Linked DNA regions of Homo sapiens: region 2 is linked to region 1. The links are chromatin contacts, found by Hi-C or POLR2A ChIA-PET in ENCODE. All regions are on one chromosome and are shown on one strand. Each heading gives the region's core, a stretch centred on a gene start or an enhancer-like site at or near the end of the contact. The rest is flanking DNA. Distances are from core to core; before and after follow the strand shown. Region 1 overlaps LINC01483 (long intergenic non-protein coding RNA 1483). Region 2 overlaps MAP2K6 (mitogen-activated protein kinase kinase 6).

What was found. Hi-C counts contacts between places; a loop is a spot of excess contacts on that map. ChIA-PET counts read pairs that join two places held with the same protein, here RNA polymerase II (POLR2A). Pooled maps may share reads with other maps.
Region 2: a map of PC-3 shows a loop between it and region 1 (14-fold over the local background). The contact joins two enhancer-like sites. A Hi-C loop is called at or near these places in 1 of 168 maps with a recorded cell type or tissue (PC-3) and 1 of 50 pooled maps. POLR2A ChIA-PET finds 5 or more read pairs at or near these places in 1 of 52 experiments (K562).

Annotation. Positions count from the first base shown.
Region 1 is chr17:69,760,756-69,763,501 of GRCh38, reverse strand. All of the region lies in intron 3 of LINC01483 (long intergenic non-protein coding RNA 1483), which reads right to left. Among named protein-coding and RNA genes, the nearest start is that of LINC01483, 170 kb to the right of the region's middle. RefSeq lists an enhancer at 726-1,925. Within about 2 kb of position 1,486, at least 6 of the 41 ENCODE cell types and tissues checked have a DNase peak (open chromatin) inside an H3K27ac peak, as active enhancers do; they include PC-3, where a contact is called at or near this core.
Region 2 is chr17:69,538,401-69,541,173 of GRCh38, reverse strand. The region is part of intron 11 of MAP2K6 (mitogen-activated protein kinase kinase 6); the gene reads right to left. Among named protein-coding and RNA genes, the nearest start is that of LINC01483, 54 kb to the left of the region's middle. Within about 2 kb of position 1,358, at least 7 of the 41 ENCODE cell types and tissues checked have a DNase peak (open chromatin) inside an H3K27ac peak, as active enhancers do; they include PC-3, where a contact is called at or near this core.

The sequences.
Region 1 (2,746 bases), core at 237-2,736:
TACTCACATAAAGCACTAACAAATACAATTTTCTTAGTTTTACTTGTTAAAATACATAAAGCATTTTAGGAAGGACTAGGTGTATTTGAATTGCATTTGGCTTCTAAAAAGAGTTAGGAAAGATTGTGTATTTGCTCCTCAAATAAGGTTTTTCTTTGTTAAGTGTAAGTGCTTTCAGAAAAAAAAAAATCCTAAGCAGAAGGTGAAAATAAAACAGATTAATTAGTATTGTTCTGATGCCCTTTAAAATACCATCTACCTTGTCTCCAACCACTTGGCTCAAAGGCTTCACACAGAGCCCCCACTGTACAGTACTCCCCAGAAATGCTGAAACGCCACTGAACCCCCCAACTACATATTCTCTCCTAATTTCTAGCTCATTCCTCTCTCACACATGTGTCATTGAATTAATGTTTTTTTCTTTAGAACCACCATAACCTCAGATTCATCTCTCCAGAGATCAAAGATAGGCAAATTAAGAATGTCAAAAGACTTTGCTGAATGCAGCTCCTTATAAAGTATGTCAGGATTAAATGTTCTAAAGCCAAGATTATCTAGCCCCACCTCCACCCTCCAAAAAAGGAAAAAAGACAAGAAAAAAAGGCACCAATCCTTTAACAGCATCTGTGTATTTACGGAGAACTTACTTTGCTTTCTCATCCATCCGATTCAAAATTGTCCATGTGGATTTTAGTTTTGTGGAAGAAAGCTCATTTTTTTTGAGACAGTACCCCTAAATGTACACATTTAAGCCCCTGACACAGACAATTTGTATCATTAAAATACTTCATCTGAAGCACAGGGCTTTGATTCTTTGATTTGATTTGACCTGTATTTACCTCTTGCTTTCCCTGTCTCCTTTTCTTCCATTTAGCTACAATTAACTATAACATGTCTAAGTCTTCTTCATTCCTGGGCTAGCACGTCCAAGTATGACCATCCATCATTCCATTCCTGTAAGTTTTCCTGTCTCTTGGTATCCACTTGGGTAAAACTTGAATTAAGAAAAGTGATTTTTGTTTTACATCATTGGGCATCTTCTATTGCTTCTTTAAAAAATGATTCTTAGAAGTCTTGTGTACCTCACCCCAGTTATGCTGTTATATCTGAGATATTTTTCCTCTCCAAAACTAAACTGAGTCTTTTAAAAAGGAATAGAGACCTTTGTAGAAAAAAAAAAAATCTATGGTCCCAAGAATGGGTAAACATTCCAGAGAGGTTCTTGTTTTTCCCCCTACAGGTCTGCCCATCCCTACAAATTGCATTCTTGTAAGAATACTCTCAAAGTGAGTCACAACAACAAAGTAAACAGAGGGTTTCTCAACGTGACAGAGGAAGAATTTTTTTGTTTGAATTTGCATGTTGTTTATATTTTCAAGCAGGAACTGGAAGAAAGAGGTTTCACTCTCATTGAGGATATCCAGTCATGAGTTCTTTTTAAGCTTTGCTGTTGGCTCAATTCCCTTCAGCAGTGCATATTTGGACTGGGGGACTATGACTCAATTTCCCTTCCTTTCACCTCACTTACTCTTTCATCCATCTTTCCCAACACGCCATGAGGAGATTCTTTGCCAATGTTCATTCCAAACTTCTGTTGTAGCCACATCTCTCCACCAATCTATTCCTACCTTCAAAAGTCCAAGTTTCCACCCTTTCAAAGTTCCTCATAGCCCTTCCTCATTCTCTGCTCATACGCATCCTCTGTTGCTCCCCTCGCACACTGCTACCCCAGCTAACCTCCTCTGTGTGTCTTTCTTCTTGCCTAAAACAATATTTTTCTAAAATTCCTAATTCCTTTCCCCTTTATTATTTGGTCTCCAGGTCCATAAATAACTATTCTGAATTTCACCTCTAAGAATAATTCTTAGAGCAACACCTTTGCCCTCAATTATTATATTTTTCATATTTTTGCCAAGTACATAAAATACTGCCTTTTATGGCTAGGCTTCCCATATTTCTTAAATCAATATATAAATAAATCATGTTTGTCCTTGTTGTTGCCAATTTTATCAACAATTCTCTCTCCTTGGGTCAAGAATAATGAGAATTCTGATTGTATATCCTACTGCCAAGATCGACGTGTAAGGAACACATTTGGTATGTTATAGTGAAGCATGGCTATGTAGTAGCCCAGAAGACGAGAAAAAAGGAGTTCTGTACCTGGTCAGATTTGAGAGAAAAGGGAAAGGAAGGGAGGTGTTAGATAGAGAAGCAGGAGGACAGGATGAGAGCAACATGGTGGGAAAATGACTCAATCTAAAATAATTGTAATTCCCAGTCTCATTTTAGTCAAGTGATCTGTGCCAGAGTTGCAAGATGTAGTAGAAGGACATCAACATGTAAGGAATCCTGGTGAGGCATCAGGCATAGGAGCCCAATTCAAAGTATAGAAGAACTGCAGCAGAGAGAAGTATAACATGGGGGAAATTCTGGGTCATTCAAAATAGAAAACTTTAGGAAGCCTCACAGGTTATGTTGGGGTGGATGGGATTGGGACTGGCATTTATTTAAATACTTCTTAGGTCAATATCAATATTAGGGATGTACAGTGAGACTGGTCCTATATATGAGAAAATTAGTAAGCCCAGCTTTGGAACTAGGAAGCATAGAGAAAAAAAGAGAGTGAGACTGACAGTAACTTTGATTACTCAGACATTTCATGTGCAATGTGTGAAAGAGAAGAAAATCTTCTGTGTCATTCAAGCCCTAGCTGCCATGCGTTTGTGGTTTAGTTTTGGGGAGATTA
Region 2 (2,773 bases), core at 109-2,608, 220 kb after region 1:
CTCCTGCCTCAGCCTCCCGAGTAGCTGGGATTACAGGTGCATGCCACCATGCCTGGCTAATTTTTTATATTTTTAGTAGAGACAGGGTTTCACTGTGTTACCCAGGATGGTCTTGATCTCCTGACCTCGTGATCTGCCAGCCTCGGCCTCCCAAAGTGCTGGGATTGCAGGCGTGTGCCACCATGCCCGGCCAGCAGTATGCACTTTTATTTCTCAGGAAAAAGATGATGGAATGAGAAGCCAATTTTGTTGAACAGTAAACGTGCAAGGAAGGTAGCCCTCGCCCTTGACGTTGGAGAATTGGTTTAGACTAAAACAGTTAAAGCCATTTGCCAAGCCACGAGCTTTATTTATGTCTCTCCTGATGAAGAGTTGATCCATCTGAAAAATAATGTAGACTGCCAAACTCTAGTTATGTGCAGAGAAAACTGAACTCGGAGATTAAAGATTGAAAAGGGAAAAGAAGAGTCTCTATCCTCACAGCTCAGAACAAGTAAACTCTAAAAACATAACAAGTCTTATGCTTTGCTAGGGGAACAAGCATGGTATGTGATTCAAGAGGCCATGCATTTCAAAACAATCCTGAGCAGGAAGCCATTTTCTCTGCACTAGAACAATTCTCCCCAGATTGCTCAATTTTGTTACAATAAGTGCCCAGCTCTCACAGTGGAACCTGCCACCTCTACTTAGAAAGATATATCAGGTCATGAGCCACAGTTCTTATAGTGGAAATAGAACCAACCAAACCTACCCCAAATGGATAATTCTTACAGGTAGAACTTAGTCCCACGTGTCTCACCTCCCATGCTCACTCCCTTGATTGCCTGGTAGTCTATTTTCAATGACCAGTTGAGTAGCTAAATGTAAGCATTTTTACATCCAGACACATAAGTGACTCACTCTGTTTCCCCTGACTTTAGGGAGTTTAGTTTACAACCTTTATGTTGCCCAGCTGTAGGTTTTCTAATTATATTTGTTTTAAACCTGACAGCAGAGGGTTGGATGAGTCAGCTCCGTGGAAAACTGAGTTCCTGCTCATGGAAACTCTAGGAAACAATGCAAATGGGAAAGGAACAAAGAAATAAAAACCCCAAAGAAGATAGCTGGTCGCGATTAAGTATCATGACTCAGAAAATGGAAAAGAGATTTTCTCCCTTTGCCCATCTGAGGACACAGGTTGAGTGCTGGCTCCGATCCTTACACTCATGAAATCAACTGAAGCTCTGAGTGCCAGGTCCTTCCTCCTGAGCTCCCTCAAAAACTAAATAGCAGCCATACTTCTGATTAGTCACCACATACACAGCACACTTACCAAGGACTCTACCATCATGCTTATTAGCTTTCCCACATCCTCTGGACATTTGGAAATCTTTTAATGTACTTAAAAGCTTTTTACTATCAAAACAGGACATGCCAAACCTCAGATTATCTTGGTGACTGCTTCCAACACCTGCCAGCCCCACCTTGCCTTTTGTTCTGCTAGTGGCTATTAGCTCAGTAGATGTTGCCTGAGTCTGCAAATGAATTAAATAACCTGACTTGAAGTCTTTAATCAAAAAAAAAGAAAATCGCTAGGCATCTTTCCATTTATTCCCAGGTTGAGAAAATGCTATGAGAGCCAGAAGGGCAGGGGGAGGGGAAAACGGGTAGGCATGACAAATGGAAAGTGTGACTTGCCTTCTTGTGTGGGTTTTGAGGCTGTAAAAGGTTAAGAGGGAACCCAGTCCCTCCTATAAGCAATGGATTAAGATTAGCAAGGGCAGCAACCAGGAAATTGACAAATGAGGGACTATGAATAATACTCAGACTATAATACCAGGCTGGGTTTCCCAAAAGAGGAGCCAGGGAGACAAGAAGGGAGGACTTTACACCATTTAGTCTCACTGATGTGCCTGAAGAAAACATGGAGATCCGTGAACATACTACGAGGAATAGACAGACAAGCTACAGTCACCAGCAGGTCTCCCTGTCCCATGCACAGCACCTCATCCCTTAAGACTATGGTTTTGAATGGGTCAGGCATCTTTGTTTAACATACAGTTCAATCTAGAACTTCCTAAGATAATTGGAGAACATTATTTCACTGGGCAATCACTTGAATGAACTGGTTATCTTTTCTGGTGATTATCATCTAGGACAGGGATCAGCTACCTATGACCCAGAGGCCAAATTTAGCCCACTGCTTGTTTTTTTAAATAAAGTTTTATTGGAACACAGCCACACACACCCCATTTTTTTTTTAACACATCGGATATGGCTGCTTTCACATTGCAACACTGAATTAAGCCATTGTAAACAGCAACTGTATAGCCTACAAAGACTAAAATACTTACTATTTAGTCCTTTACAGAAATCGTTGGCTGCTACCTACTTTAGAAGAACAAATTCTACTGAGTCATACTCCCCAGTGACATTTGAGAGAAGAAGCAAATGACATGATCTTAAAGAATACACACCCTTCAATCCGTGTTAGGGAGAGAAACATTTGGGATTTCTATAAGAGGGACATGTCTAGGTTAAGGCCTTAATTAAACTGTCCTTCACCTGGAAAAAGGATTATTTTTTTCCTTCATACTTCCTCACCAACTCCTAAAATCTAAACAATTGCCTCTCAGCAAGTGTTTTCCCAATGCTAAAGTCAGGGAGTTTGGACTCAGATTTTCCGTTTGAAAACCTCAGTTCCACAGGAAAGCAGGGAACAGTTATAGTCTTAAAAGGCAAGTCCATTTCCAGTACCACAAAGACTAATGCTGTAAGAAGAAAAGGGGGACTG